Linked DNA regions of Mus musculus: region 2 is linked to region 1. A link is a contact called in ENCODE Hi-C data. All regions are on one chromosome and are shown on one strand. Each heading gives the region's core, a stretch centred on a gene start or an enhancer-like site at or near the end of the contact. The rest is flanking DNA. Distances are from core to core; before and after follow the strand shown.

Region 1 (7,604 bases), core at 1,479-3,978:
AATACTGCAGGGTTGTAGGGGGTCACGTAGAGAAATGCAGGTGAATGTGGAAGGAATTAAAGAAGGAATAGAGAGTGGATATAATCAAAATACATTGTATGAAATTCTCAAAGAATTAATATAAGTATTTTAAAAGAAATATGAAAATGAAAAGAAATATGAAAAGAAATAACAAAGTCTGTGGTAGCAGTTAGAAGTTAAGGCTGATGCTTAAGATGTTGTCTTGGATTTCCAAAGCATAAAATCCTCTTATTTTGATGACCTTGTTTTCCAGTTTCCTAAATAGAATGGTACAGATTAAAAAACGGTACCTTGTGTGGTATTTCTGTCATGGGCAGTTCATGAAGGACACCTGTGACCAAGCAGACAATGAGTGTGTGGCTGGCGAATGCCCTAACCTCTGAAGGTCAGGGTTAATGACTTCTTTAAAGTGTTGTAAACTATTTTAGCCTTTTGCTGAGCAATCTGCTTCATGAGCATCCTCCTGTGTACATTCTGTCTGTGCATCTGCTTGTCTGTCTGACCTCGTTTAGAGTGTTCTAATGGAAAGGACTAGAAACCTCACATCCATGTGTTTCCGGCATCAGGAGGTGACACTGTGGACCACTTACCCTCCATGGTTTCCAGATACTGGGAGGCCTCACTATAGCCTAGAAGCTTCCTGTCGGCTTCTCTTGCTTCTGACAACAGACCCCAGCTGTAAACAACTCACAGATGACCGGCAGCCCTCAGGCAGGAGGGGATCTGATTTTCTACACGTTTGTTTCTTCAGCATCTTGTAGGAACAAGCACTACTTGAGAATTTATATGAGTGCCTGACAGTGGTGGCGCTCGCCTTTAATCCTAGCACCTGGGAAGCAGAGGCAGGCGGATTTCTGAGTTCAAGGCCAGCCTGGTCTACAGAGTGAGTTCCAAGACAACCCCCCCCCAAAAAAAGAAGAATTTATATGATTTATCATGCTACTAAAATTGGCAAAATATCAAGGAGGCAGGTAACTTATGCCACAGTCCAGCCTTGACCTGACTCGGGCAGCAAGTGATTGAAGGAACACAGAAAAGCTAAGATCCCGGGACCTGGTCATCTGGTCTCTCAGGTGGGGAGGCTGCAGTGCTCAGAAGTGCTGTTCATGACACACAGCTGAACAGGATGCAGGGTTATTGCATGCAGTTGAACATGGAAGCTATTCTTCATAGGAGCAATCTTGAGGCCACAAACATCCAGGAGGAGAAAGCTGCAGTGGAGAATTTCTCCCCCTGCTGTCTATATTCTCCCTCAGACACAAGAAAGGCTCTGTCATTCCTCTGAACACCACCACATGGGGATGAGTCATGGGGTGACCTGGCCACGCCATGGCAACAAGCATGCACCCAGGACTCTGCTTCCTCCCTATAGATTGTGTCATCTGAAAGAGTTAAGGATCCTGTTGTCAGCTTGGTCTGGTTTGGTAGTTTGGTTTGTGAGAAAGAGCGTGTGTGTATTGGTGACAGAGCAGTGAGGTGGAAAGGCTGTTGAAAGTGTTGTTCCAAGCTTAGTTTTGTTGCCTGGACAGCGAGAAGCACCAGCGTGTTGACGAGGAATCGGAAAATGCAGCCTTTGCCCATGAGCAGCAGAGCTCCACTGGACAGACGTGAGATGCCGTTGGGTTAGGCCCTTCAGGAACTTTTTATGCAGACGTGGACCAGACTCTAGCCTGTGGAAAACCGGCTTTCAAGGGGACTAGGGCCCTGTGAACATGCCCTGGCCTGTTCCTGGATATTGCACCTGAGTGGTTAGTTACAACAGGACCCCTAGTGTTGGAGCCATACAGATGTGTGTGTTCTTCATAGAGCCTACCATGTTTGCACCATGCTTGTCCCCAGTATACACTGCAGATAAGGAGAAAATGGCCTCTGTAACCCAAACAGAGGCTTTTCTTCTTTAGTGCACAGGTTCTTGGAGTCAGAAGCCCTGGGGAATGGTGCACTTGGAGCATGGCCCCTTCAGGTTCTGGAGCTTGTGTTTCCTCTGCTTCACATTCACACTTCACAGCCTTTCATTCTGTCAAGCTTCAACCCAAAGTCGCCCTTGATCCTGGTCTGACTGATTCCCATCACATCCTTCCTTCATCCATGTGAGCCGTGAGTCCTGTAGTGGTATAGCTGCCTGCAGTTCCAGGCAGGGGCTGTTACCAGCACAGTGGATCCAGCCGGAAACAGGTGGAAGACCCAGAGGCCCAGAGAAGTGTGGGAAAAGCCACGGAACCTGGGCCTGAAGGATTAGAAGTTGGAGCTCCTATGGGTCAGTGGGTCAACAGAGTGCACTGTAAGCTGGCAGTGACACGGGATCTCTATATGGAGGAGAACATTTGTGAAGAGGCTCGGATTAGGTTGGTCTGTGAATCAGGCAGTGTCAAGCTGTGAGTGTCAGGCTAGGACTAGTACTTTATTTAGCCTGCGGCTAGCAGTCATGTATTAGGAGAAAACATTACAGAGCATTACAGTGATGAGGGGTAAGAACTATCCTTGTGGCCTTAAGCAGGGCTCAACCAAGGAATGAGATTTCTGGCCACACTCTCTTGCTGCAATGACAGACAGGCAGGGCCAGGACTAGGAGTAGACAGCTGTGGCTGACTACTACAGTGTGGGCTGGGAACTTCCTTTTTCCATGTCTGCATGGTGGCTTCATAGAGTCTAGACATCTGTGGCCAAGCACATGGCCTTTCTCTGTGACCCCGAAAGGAAGAAAGAGCAGGCACACCCCCACCCTAGCAGGTGGCTTCCGTCTCTTGTGCCCCGTTCCAGCATTCAAAGCTACACAGCTGAGTTCAGAAGTACTAGCTGAAGGGAAAGTGATAGAAAGGCTCCTTGGGGCTAGGTGGAGGCCATGGCAACTAGTTAGCGCAGAATATTGTCCACCACAGTGAAGCCTGTACTGGGTCCTCTTTGATCCTCTTGGGCAGTTTCTATTAAAAACCTAAGAAGAGGCTGTGAGACTGTGTGCCACCCCCGCCCCTGCCCAGCCTGCTTTGTCTTAGGAGTGAGCAGGCACTCAGTGCTTCCCTCATTGTCCACACTGCATTTCTCCTTGACCCTCCTGTCCTTACAAACTACAGAGAGGAAGAGCTGTGTGCTTCCTCGGACACACTGCTCCATCCATTGGGACATTGGATGGAGAAAGAGGAACAGAGAAGATGCTGCAGCGAGCAGAAAGAGCAGGCAGGCTTCTCTTTACCATGGAACTGAACCAGTCTTTTCTTAACGGCGAGGGAGGCTTAGTCTTACTAAAAAGGACAAAGCTTTTTTCTTACAGATTTGGGTTTGATTCATTTAGCAATTAAAGGGCAGACATTTTTCTCTATGCTTACTTTTTATTCAGAATAACTGAGTGCTTTCTGCACTGGCGCCTGGGCTTTTGCTTCATATGCATATGTAAGTACGGATGTATGTGTGTAAGCATGTAAATTGATTAGATAGACTGTTGGGCCCAACAGATAAGTATGAATGTGTATATATGAATATATGTGAGTTTATTCATATTTTTTGTATAAAGGATTTTCCTCCTGCAAGCCTGACTCTCTTCTCTTGGTTCAATAAAAATTTATTGCTCTAAACCTCCAGTCCTGCCTGACAAGTGAGAGGCGAGGCTTCTGGGCAAGAGAGGAAAAAGCCCTAGTGATTAACCCTTTCCTTAGCCCCTTGCTATTAGGCTACAGTGGAATCTCCCAAGCCAGCAGTTTTTAACCTCAGAATAAGCAAGAAAGGTTTTAGGATTTTAAAGAAGCTATCAACAAGCATTCAGTATAGTCAGAGAGGTAGAAGGCCAGAGACCATCAGTCTTTAAAGCTACCTCTATATCCAATGCTGTGTGCAGCTTCAAACCATTTCAGGCCAGGCAGGCCCCCAACATGGAGAAAAGTGGGCCCCAGCACTGAAAGGTCAAAGAGGGTGCAGTGGGTTGAGGAAGGAGCAGTGCCCCTAGGTGAGAGATTACCTTAGAAAAGTTCTAAAAAGCTACACTGTGGCTTTTTAGAGAAGCCCTGTCTAATGGGTGAATATAGCCCTTTGTGTGGGTTAAGCCCACTTGTTAGAAAGACTCACTCTGTCCTTCCAGTTTTCCAGAATGGGCTGCTAGGGACGAGCCTGAACTGCGTCTTTTCTGGTTTGCATCCCTTCAAGGCAAGCAGTTAGACCCTGGACAGGGAGCACAAGGTGCCTCCTGCCTCTATGGTTAAATTCAAGTGTGAACTGAGCCCCAAGTCCCACACCAATCCTACAGGGGGTTGCTAGGGCAATCTCTCCAGCCCAGCACTGGGTCCCTGAAATGACCTGCTTGGGGACATTGGGAGCCCTTACTTCTAATGGAAATAAAAGGGGGGAAAATCTGTCAGACTATGCTCTGTAGATTTCTTTCTTTTTTTAATTATATATTTTCTTTATTTACATTTCAAATGTTAACCCTTTTCCTAGTTTCCCCTCTGAAAACCCCTTCCCCCTATCCCCTCCTCCCACCCCCTGCTTCCCAACCCACCCACTCCCACTTCCTGGCCCTAGCTTTCCCCTGTACTGAGGCATAGAGCCTTCACAGGACCAAGGGCCTCTCCCATTAGTGACCGACTAGGCCATTCTCTGCTACATATGCAGCTAGAGCAATGAGTCCCACCATGTGTTTTCTTTGGTTGGTGGTTTAGTCCCAGGGAGTTCTGGGGCTACTGGTTAGTTCAGGGAACAAAATACCCATGGAAGGAGTTACAGAGACAAAGTACGGAGCAGAGACGAAAGGATGGACCATCCAGAGACTGCCCCACCTGGGAATCCATCCCATAGAGAATCACCAAACCCAGACACTATTGCGGACACAAACAAGAGCTTGCTGACAGGAGCCTGATACAGTTGTCTCCTGAGAGACTCTGCCAATGCCTGACAAATACAGAAATGGATGCTTACAGCCATCCATTGGACAAAGCACAGGGTTCCCAATGAAGGAGCCAGAGAAAGGACCCAAGGAGCTGAAGGGGTTTGCAGTCCCATAGGAGGAGCAACAATATGGTGCCCTTTTTCTCATCTTGCTTTCTCCTCCTGCTCTGATGCTGTAATGCCATGCAGTGTAATCGTCCCTAAGTTTTTGTACCTTTTCTAGGTACATAAAAAGATGGTTTTTCCAAGCATCTTTTTTTTTCTTTTTCTTTTTTACAAAAGTCCACTAAAAGTTCAAACATAAATTGAATGAGAAGTTTATAACAGATGTTTACATTTGCTCCCATAAAGACTAGACATTCATTATCTGTCACAAGGTTCATAGGTTCATGGAGAATTTTTTAAAAAATCATAATTTTTGTGACTAAGTTATTATTGAAGTTTTGTGTAGATAAATCCAGTCAATATTTTATCTCTGTGCTTGCACCTACAATAAATCCTTAGTCCCCTTCATGAGCTTTGGTTAATTGTTTTACAGCCTCTTGGAATGTGTTCTAAGTTGTGATTGCCTGCCTGCTATCTCAGAAACAATTAACTCGCAACACGTGGAGACTGGCAGAGTTCTCACCGAAGCATTCCTATCACAGAGAAGTCTAGTAGCAGTCTGGTTGTAAAGGGCTTAATAATTGCTAGTACAGTTCTAGGAATTCTTATAGGATCATCATCTATTTGTCTCTATCATCACAGTAAAATAGTACATCTTCGTGGACCTGCAGAAATCTGCCCAAAAGGGTGGGCTAATACCTAGTGATTGTTTTATATTTAATAATAACAGGGAAAGCATACTAATAGCCGGACTCTTTCCTAAAATGTAGTCCCTCAGCCTTGTCTAGAAGGGCTCCCTCATCGTAGTTTACAGTCCCTGTGGAACCCTCACAGGAAGATCACCTGCTACTTTTTAGGCTCTCCTAGATGTCTTCTGTCTTCCCTAGTCTTGAAATTTTCAATCCATAAAACCTAAGTTTCCGTAAAGTCCTGTGACTCAGAGACTATAAACTGCAGGTGTTAAAATGTAAGCGAGGCACAGTAGCACATGCTTATAATCCCAGCACTCGGGAAGCTGGAGCAGGAAGCTTCTGAGTTTGAAGCCAACATGTACTTCACAGCAGCAGTACTGTCTCAAAAAAGTAACAAAGTAGAGTTTACCACTGGCTGTGTTGATCTGTAAAAGGCATGTAGACAGTAAAATGCATTTAAGGGCATGCGTGTCCTTTATGTGAGAGATAAGTAAATGTATGTGCTGAAACTGTTCCTTACGCATGAAGTAACGACTCACCCATGTTTATCTAAAATTGTGAGATTTGGCTGGGTATGGTATGCAGTCCTTTAATCCCAGCAACAGGGAGGTAGAGACAGGTAGATCTGAGAGTTCAAGGCCAGCCTGGCCTACTTATATTTCAAGGCCAACATAATAGAGAGACCCTTTTCTCCAAAACAAAAAGGGGGAAATCTTTAATTAGTTAATTTTAACTACTTATTGGGGGGCTGGCAAGATGGCTCAGAAGATAAACAATCCACCAAGCCTTTCTACTTCACAGTGTAAAGAGAAGGTTGTCCTGACCTGTATACATATACTGTGCCATAGCATGCCAACACACAGCACACACACCACACACACACACACACACACACACAGCTGTAAAAGCAGTGGCTGGCAGAGGAAGAAGTTGCAAGGCTCTGTGCCCTTTTGCTGATGAGTCTGAGGAGTGACTTGACTCGGACATGCCCTCTGTTAGCATCTTCATGTATGGAAACATGCCAGCTGTATCTCTCCAGAGACCACCAGGGCTTCTGTCACCAGACTAAGCTTGAGAGTCTTGCCCCAGGGAAGCACAAGACTTACAAGTGCTGAGGAAGAAGCATTATAGTTTTTGCCAGGCAGGGTGATACACACCTTTAAATCCAACTAGGGAGCAGAAGTAGGTGGAGTTCTGTGAGTTCAAGGCCAATAGAGTGTACTTAGTAACTCCATGGCTAGCCATGGCTACCCAGTGAGACCACGTCTTTAAAACAAACAAAAGCTAGATTTTTATCCCCAGGTTGTTAGTTTGTTTTGTCCATAGTTGTGCAGATGAGCACACAGTGAAACATGAAGAAGGGGTGGAGCAAAGAACAGTGGTGAGCCCAAGAATGTGTGTGTGTGCATGGGCACCGTCGTCATCGTCATCGTCGGGTCCTAGATATGCTTAGGAGCCATTAAGTAGCTTTGATTTGAATGCTTAAGACATAGTGAAGCTCCAAATAGATATAGTTAAGAAAATGCAAAGTGAAGCCTGGCTTTGTGCTTAACTCACAGCTTAAGTTTTTGGTTGTGAATGAAAATTGTTGGTGGAATTGCATTACGGTATGTCAGATACAACCTCGGGGTGTAGGCCCTGATTACTTTCTTTTCAAACCTAAGAAGTTATTTCAGCAGGTATTCTCATCACTGTTCTCATGTGCTTGCCGACCTGAGTTGGCATAATGAAAATAGGTGATGAGTGTTGTGGATCATTGGCATATAAGCCCTGACAACTCAGAAGTGCATGGAAGATGGATTGGACCGAGAAAGCAGCCAGGTCACCAACTATGTCATCAGTAACTCACTCCTAAATTTCTGATTTTTTTTCCCCCCAGAACCGCATGGAGGAGAGCAAAGCACTCTTTAGAAC
Region 2 (7,604 bases), core at 1,282-3,781, 410 kb after region 1:
GAGGCCACTGTGCCTTGTTAGGCCTACATCTAAAAGATCCAGCACCTCTTATCAGTGCCAGACTAGGGGCTAAGCTTCCAACATAGAACTTTTAGGAGACACAATCAGACTTTAACCAAATCCTATCATTTCACTTCTCATAAAGTTACATATTTACTTACCACTCACAATCCCACTGCTAGGCATTTACTCCAAAGAAATAATTTATGTTCACACTAACACCTGATGCACCTTGCCCTTTAACTGCCAAAAAGGAAATACTGCAAAGATGGCAAACCTGTGTCTATAACAAGCCCTAACGTCCTGCATACATCACCTTGTCCTGCCATTCCCGTGCTTCTGAGCAGGACAAGGTGATGTATGCAGGACGTGAATGACGCATGGACGACTTCTCTGCATTCTGTTAAGAAGCCTGACTCAAGCCGCTACACAGAAGCTGAGTGTGATGGCACAGGCCTTTAACCCCAGCACTCAGGAACCAAAGCAAGAAGATTCTAAGTTCCAGGCCAGCCTGGGCTACATAGTGAAACTGGATCTCAAAAAGAAAAAAGCTACAAAGCCAAAGGATTCAGTTTATAACACTCTTAAAAATAAAAGCAAACCAGCAGACTGTGAACAGATAAGTAACTGCCACTCGAGGAAGAATCAATTACAAAGAAAAGAAGTGGGAATTTCCTAGGCTTATAATCTTTTTGTATCATTATTGAGATAGTTGAAACATTCTTAAGGTTTATTAAAACAAAACTATTCACAAGACTCAACTTTATTCTAGGTAAACTTTAAATACATAAATTTGGTGAATTATAGTTTACACAGCCTGCACCTTAAATGTACAAAACATTTCACTACAAATCAAACCACTGTTCAAGTAACGTTTTCTTGTTCATTTTATTGTTTTCATCTGTATGTATGAGTGTTTTGCCTGTGTGTATGTCTGTGCACTACACGCTTGTGTGCAGTGGCCCCTAGAGCCAGAAGAGAAAGGCAGATGCCCTGGGACAGATGATTGTAAGCTGTCATGTGGACACCAGGCTTGGATCCAAGTCATCTGGAAAGGTAGCCAGCGCTTTTCACCACTGAGCCATCTCTCCAGGTACCAGCTCAGATATTCTTCCAGGCTTTTTTTCTGAGCTACAGAGTTTTGTTATCCTCACTCTGCAACTGAGAAGCAGCGCAGACTAAGCAACTTGCAAGTACCTGATCTCAAAGAGGCTGTGCTAGCTCTTACAGATCAATTGCCCACGTTATCGTGGAAGAAGGTACCTAGCTACATTGAGGGCTTGTTTGTTTAATAAAACTAAATTACTTGTTTTCATTATTTCAAAAATGAGAAGGCTCAAGATAAACGAGAACTTTTAGAAAGTTTTAAGTAAGTACATTATCAGAGAATGCACACACTATTTACACAAATAATTAACCCTAACTTTGGCCTGGAACGTTCATTTCAAAAAAGGCCTCTACTTGCTAATAGCTACTTAAAATAAACAAGAGTCTAATGCAATACAGATGGAAACACTAAAAATAAGACACTGTATTAGGTAAATCATTGCAGTGAAGGGGTAGATGCAGCCCTTCCCATCTAAGCAACAGAGAGGAGTGCTCATCACGTCTTCGTCAGGTCCGAGAAACGGAAAGCCCAAATTACATTTTGACCGTCTGTTTTCCTGCATTTTCTTTTCGTTCTTTAAAAAAACAAAAAACTCAGGTCTTACAAACACCCACATTCCCACCTGGTCAGGCTGCGACCTGAAAACCTAAGTAACTCTGAGATACTCTGAAAGGGGCTTTCCTTTCCTTTTATTCCCCCTGTCATTTGCCTGTCCCAGCTAAGCAACACCCAAGTCCAAGTTCAGTGGCCGGACCGGAACTCGCCTAGAAAGCACGGTGAAGTGGGGCAGGGAAGGGACGAAGGGTGTCTTCGCGGACGGCGCCTGGTCTTCACGTGCAAGTCGGCGTGCGACTCCCCGTGGGCTCGCCGGAGCCTTCCTGACAGCCCGGGGCCAAACTGCCAGGGATGCCTCCCTTGCCCAGCGGAGGCCAAGGGTCACCAGCACCCGGCCCCACCGGGACGCGAGGCTTCAGCCAGCGCCTCCCCCAACCTCACGGCTCGCGCCGCCCGCCCGCCCGCCCGGGAACCGCCGCCCCGCTTTACATAACTTGAAGGGCGAGGCGGGCAGCTGCAGGTGGCGGCGCCGGGCTGGCCAAGGACCGAAGCCACGAGAAACCGCGCCGCCGTCTCCCGCGACCCTGGAGCGGCGACCCCGTTACCTTTCCAAATGCCCAGGGAGAGCTGGGACTCGTCCAGGTTCACCACATAGTCTCCCAGGAACCGGTTCAACACTTCCACGACCACCGACTCGAATACCATTTTTTTTCCTCTCTGCCGCGGAGGGCACCGCGGCACTACCCGGGCTGCTCCTCCCTCGAGACGGCTCGGCTTACCGGCTCCCGGCCCGCTCCAGCTACGGTGCGGGTGCTGCCGGGTCCCCTCAACCCGACCGCGAGCCCCACAGAAGGAAGGTAGCCGCTCGCACCACGCGTGCGCAGCTCGGGCTGCGCGTGGGGGCGTGACCGACGCGGAACTGGAGGCGCGGCCGGGAGCGAGAGTGAAGGACGGCGGCTGCGCAGCCGCGGGCCCGCCCTTGCCCGCGAGCGGACCGCCGGGCCTCTCCCGCCGGCCGCGCCTCCTATCCGTCGCTTAGCAACAGAACACCAGTCGAGCGCTGGAGACCCCGCCCCGGAATGATTCTCCTTTTTACCCGCAGCGAACTTTCTCTAGGAGGCGGGGCGTGATGATAACCGACAGGAACGCCGCTTCCGAAAGAGAAAACTAAGATCGCGGGATCCAAAGAGTGGAGAGTGTACAGCTTGGTGCGAGGTTGCGGGAAGTTTCCTGAGGCAGTTTCCCAGGACGCTTTTCCCCCATTATTACCAGTTGTGAGGTTCGGCCAGCCTTGGTGCTTGGGTACTTCCTGACGTTCTCCCTTCTCCTGGCAAGGATGCGAACTGGCCCTTCAGTTGCCTTCCCTTACTTCCTCAGCTACTAATCTGTGCTGAGGAGGGGCGAGGGAGAGTAAAGTTGGGAGATAAATTCCAAGTTCTTAATGTGCAACTGCTCTTGGCACCTTTTTCCGGTCAAATCATTTATGTGAAAGCCGCCAGTCATGTTAAAGAGTAGCACGTTTGAGTCAGTCCGGAGACAGCAGAGAGCCTGCCAAGAACCAAGAAAGACACCTCTGAGCCTTAGTGGCCAAGCTAAAATAAGTAGTGTCTCCGCTCCACGCTTGGACTTAGAGAAAATTGGTCCCAAAGTCCTGAGGTCACAAGACAGAGGTGCAACTTACAGAACCGACATTAATCCTCTGAGGATTTCAGAGGCAGCAGTACACTTTCAACTTTCTCTTCGCAAGGCACATCCTGATTTGGCACTGAGTGTATTTTGTGCATAGTCATCAAGTATCTCAAATTTATTTCAGAAAAAAAAAAGAGCAAAAATAGTGTAAACTTTTTTAAGCTTTTAAAGAATATATTAGCATATATTTTACAAAATAATGGGTTTCATTATAACATCTTGATAAATGTGTATATTTTGGTCGTTTATTACCCATGACTCTTTCTTGTCCTATTGACTGATTCCTTCTTCCCAAATAGGACCCCTTCTGTTTTCATGGATTTTTCTATCAAGATTCTAAACCTTCATCCATGTTGGTTTTTTTTAATGAGTTTTTATTTAGCACAATTTTAAATTTCATTTGTGTGTGTGTATAAGTGTTTTCTACATCCGTACCTGGTACCCTCAGGAATAGCTCTCTGGTTATTGGCGTTACAGGAGGTTGTGAGCCTCCATGTGGGTGGGTGCTGGCAACGGAGTTCAGGTCCTCTGAAGCAAATGCTATTAGGCAGTGTCGTCTCTTGAGCCTATTCTAAAATTTGATCCCAGAGAAGATATAAAACACTGGACTGCTTCTCCTATGGTCCCCAAGGACAAACGCAGATATGATTCCATCAAAGTTCACGTTGGAGAACCAATGAGTTTGTTGGGCTTCCTTAAAGAGCATATCTGAGGACTTCGTTATGGGAGTGTGGGTGTGGGAAGTACTTACCCAACAGGGATGAAGGCTTCTCCATTGTAGCTTCATAGACAGAACCCACTCTTCTAGTCTTCCCCATCCACAACCCCAGTTTGTCAGTCCTCAAACTGTGGGTATCCACAAGGGTCCTGAATAAGCCTTTCACAGGGGTCGTCTAAGACCATTGGAAAAAGAAAGATATTTGTATTACAATTCATAGCAGTGGCAAGATTAGAGTTGTGAAGTAGCAACAAAAATAACTTTATGGTTAGGAGTCACCATTACATGAGGAACTGTGTTAAAGGGTCTCAGCAATAAGAAAGTTGAGAACCACCGTTCTAGTCCCTCCCTGAGGCCATGTGCAATTCAAGCACAGTCACATACCACAGGTGATAGTACAGCAAGGTACGCTCCTCCACCAGCTGAGACAAGCCTTTTACAAGGGGCTACAGCTGAACAAGATGGAGGACACCTGGCTAGGAGGACAGTCACAGCAAGGTCTGAGGATGTTTGCTGCATGTTGTGTGATTGTTCTGAGACACATCTTCCTGAACTCTGTACATGGAGTTGACCTCAAACTCGTGGAGATGTATGTTCCTGCCTCTACCTCTCAAATGCTGGGAATAAAGGCTATTGTCACCACACCTGGCTTATTTGACATAGTTTCACATAGTTTTTCTTTTGAAGGGCCTTTATGGAGTTTCTAAGTCAACTTCATGATCTCAGGGACACTGAGGTATTAGGAATTTTTCCAAAGTCAAAAACGAAATTGGACTTCCTGATTCATCATATTTGAGAATATTCACATATTTCTCAATAATAATAATAATAATAACTTGTTTTGACTTATTGCTTCTATTTTTAAATGAAAGAAAACAAAGCTTGTTGGAAGGACAAGCAAAGGAGAAAATTCTTAAAGAATCTTACAGCCAATATTGATGGTAATATAAGTAAACACAATCTTTGTAAATGCCAGCCTGTAAGTTCCAACAAGCTGATCCATCTGTGTGTGCATATGTTAGTGTATACATACTTACATGTATGTAAGTGTATGAATTTTGCCTTAGCAATCCTTCCAGAGATTTAAGCTAAGAAAAGAATTTTTAAAAATTAAAACCTATTCTTATAAGAACATTTATTAAACCTTTGCTTAAAGAAGCAAACTTAAATATTCATTAGTAGAGAAGCTAGGCAAATTAACATATACATGCATACACTAGGTTAACAATGCAGGAATTAAAATGAAAACAAAGATTTATAAAATGAGAGGTTATCGCTCTTATCTTGGGAGAAAGGACTAAATTGTTGTGAATTGTCAGCTAATTTTGACTGTACAGAATATACAAAAGTCTGGGAATATATTCACCAAATGTTAACCACAGCTATCTCTAGATGATAAGGCTTTTGACAGTGTCTATTTTCTATGCATTTTTTTTTTGAAGATGAAGACATACACAGACACAGTCCAAACCTCACTGGGCAACTCATATGGAATTGGATTTGAACGCTCAAAAGTCTGCCTAAAAACTTGATCTGAGCAACACATAAATGCAAAGATAAATCTTGTTCAACAGCACTAACAGCTGGGGAAAGGAAATCAGAGCTGCAGTCATACATGTGAATTTTTCCCTTATTTAACCCAGCAGTAAAGCTTTTAAAAATAGTTATGATCTCCAAATGCTGGTGAAACTATTGAGAACCAGGGTCATTCATATACTAAAAATGAGAATGTGAAATGCTATAGCCTCTCTGAAAAAGTTAGATCATGTCTGCAAAATCTAAGCAAACAATGTCCATGCAAACTAGCAATTATAAGCCAAGACATTTATCAAAAAAAAAAAAAAAAAGTGAAGGCAACTGAAGTGGGTCAATGAAGAGTGAGGAAGATAAGCCATCCATCGGAAGTACCAAAACTCATTCTGATTGTCTGGTAGCAAAGAGCACAATGTTCAGTAGCCCACTGTGAACTGAACGCACGATCGATCCTGACTAACCTTGTTCATTCGCTCTAACCAGCCTCCACATCTGCGTCAATATTAATTTATCCGGATGAGAGATCTTTCAGAAATGAACTCTCTGCTGACTTGCACTTTTGAATATTGACAGAAATCTCAATTTCCTTTCCCTGTTCATGTTCCTTCCTCGGTGATAATTTAAGGGGGAAAAGTCTACAGCACGTGGAAGTAGCTTTTGTCCTTTATACGGAATTCATGTGCAATGTCAGCCATAAAAATAAATTCATAATTATAAACAGTGCTATTGATATATTTGAACCTAATGAATACTGTTAATGTGTTTTGATGGGAAGATTTAGTTCAAAGATCAGTTATTAAGCAATATCTACAAATGTCTAGAACTCCTCATTGTTGATAAGACATAAAAGTACTTCCTAAGGAACACGTACAGATTTCCAGAATCTCTGCCTGAAAGTAATACGCTGTTGCTGCTCAGGAGAACCATAATTAACTATTTATACTATTCTCAAATTATCTAGTCTCCTTTTTATATCTAAGGAGATTCTGAGTCAGATACACTAATTTGGTTTCATTAAATGTTAAATTAGACATCAGTTACCAATTCAAACTGCTGCAGATCTTCTTCCCTCCAGGAAGTTAGAAGAGCACCATCTAGTGGCATGTTGTAGAAAACTCGAAGTTTCTACTTCGAATTGAAGCAATCACCTTTGAAACAATAATAGTAATAGTAATAATGATGATAATAATAATAAAATTATTACTAACATAATTTTAATAGGGTCCAATTATGTATCCTTGGCTGACAGTGATTTGCCTCCTGAATTTGGGGAATCTTTATTTGTTTAGTTTGTACCACCAATCCTGGCTATCATCACCAATTTAAACTTCCCTTTTAAATGCTGGTGGTATACACAACTTCTTATTTTTTATAAAATAACTTTGAGATATCTTTTAAACTAAACTTCAAATTAGAAGGTCAACATTAGTAATATTATTTTATGACATTTTGATTAATTTTTACTGCTTTTTTTTTCTCCCTTGAATCATTATGTTTCTTATGTAGAATTAAGGAAAGACTTAGTTGGTTGCAACTTTGTGAAAATAAATATAAATTTGGTTTCACAGTTTTGCTTCAAATATTGTATGGTTATCAGATTAATTTCTAAACAAAATTTTAATTCTTTACTTGTTATGTTAGACACTTGCACTTTTTTGAGGTTCAATAGAAATTATAAGGTCCTTCCATAGCCATGCTTATACTAAATTGGGGGAGAAAACCTCAAATCATTTTCACTAAAAAGAATAAGAGAAGCATACCCACTCTCCCCATGGGTATTCAACAGATTATATATTTACAGATTTAGTCCTCTAAACAGCTTCGGTGAAGTAGCTGGATATAAAATTAACTCAAGTCAATGGCCTTTCTCTACACAAAGAATAAACAGGCTGAGAAAGAAATTAGGGAAACAACACCCTTCACAATAGTCACAAATAATATAAAATACCTTGGCGTGACTCTAACTAAGGAAGTGAAAGATCTGTATGATAAGAACTTCAA

The links. A loop is a pair of places that touch in the nucleus more often than their neighbours do.
Region 2: a map of T-helper 17 cell shows a loop between it and region 1 (4-fold over the local background). The contact joins the promoter of Vps13a here to the enhancer-like site in region 1. A Hi-C loop is called at or near these places in 3 of 37 maps with a recorded cell type or tissue (T-helper 17 cell, left cerebral cortex and v-Abl transformed pro-B cells).

Annotation. Positions count from the first base shown.
Region 1 is chr19:16,370,588-16,378,191 of GRCm38, forward strand. It overlaps Gnaq (guanine nucleotide binding protein, alpha q polypeptide), which reads left to right. Exons shown (of 7, transcript NM_008139.6): 6 at 7,570-7,604. Among named protein-coding and RNA genes, the nearest start is that of Mir496b, 59 kb to the left of the region's middle. Within about 2 kb of position 2,729, at least 1 of the 3 ENCODE cell types and tissues checked has a DNase peak (open chromatin) inside an H3K27ac peak, as active enhancers do.
Region 2 is chr19:16,778,402-16,786,005 of GRCm38, forward strand. It overlaps Vps13a (vacuolar protein sorting 13A), which reads right to left and starts at 2,532. Exons shown (of 72, transcript NM_173028.4): 1 at 2,269-2,532. The coding sequence starts at 2,368.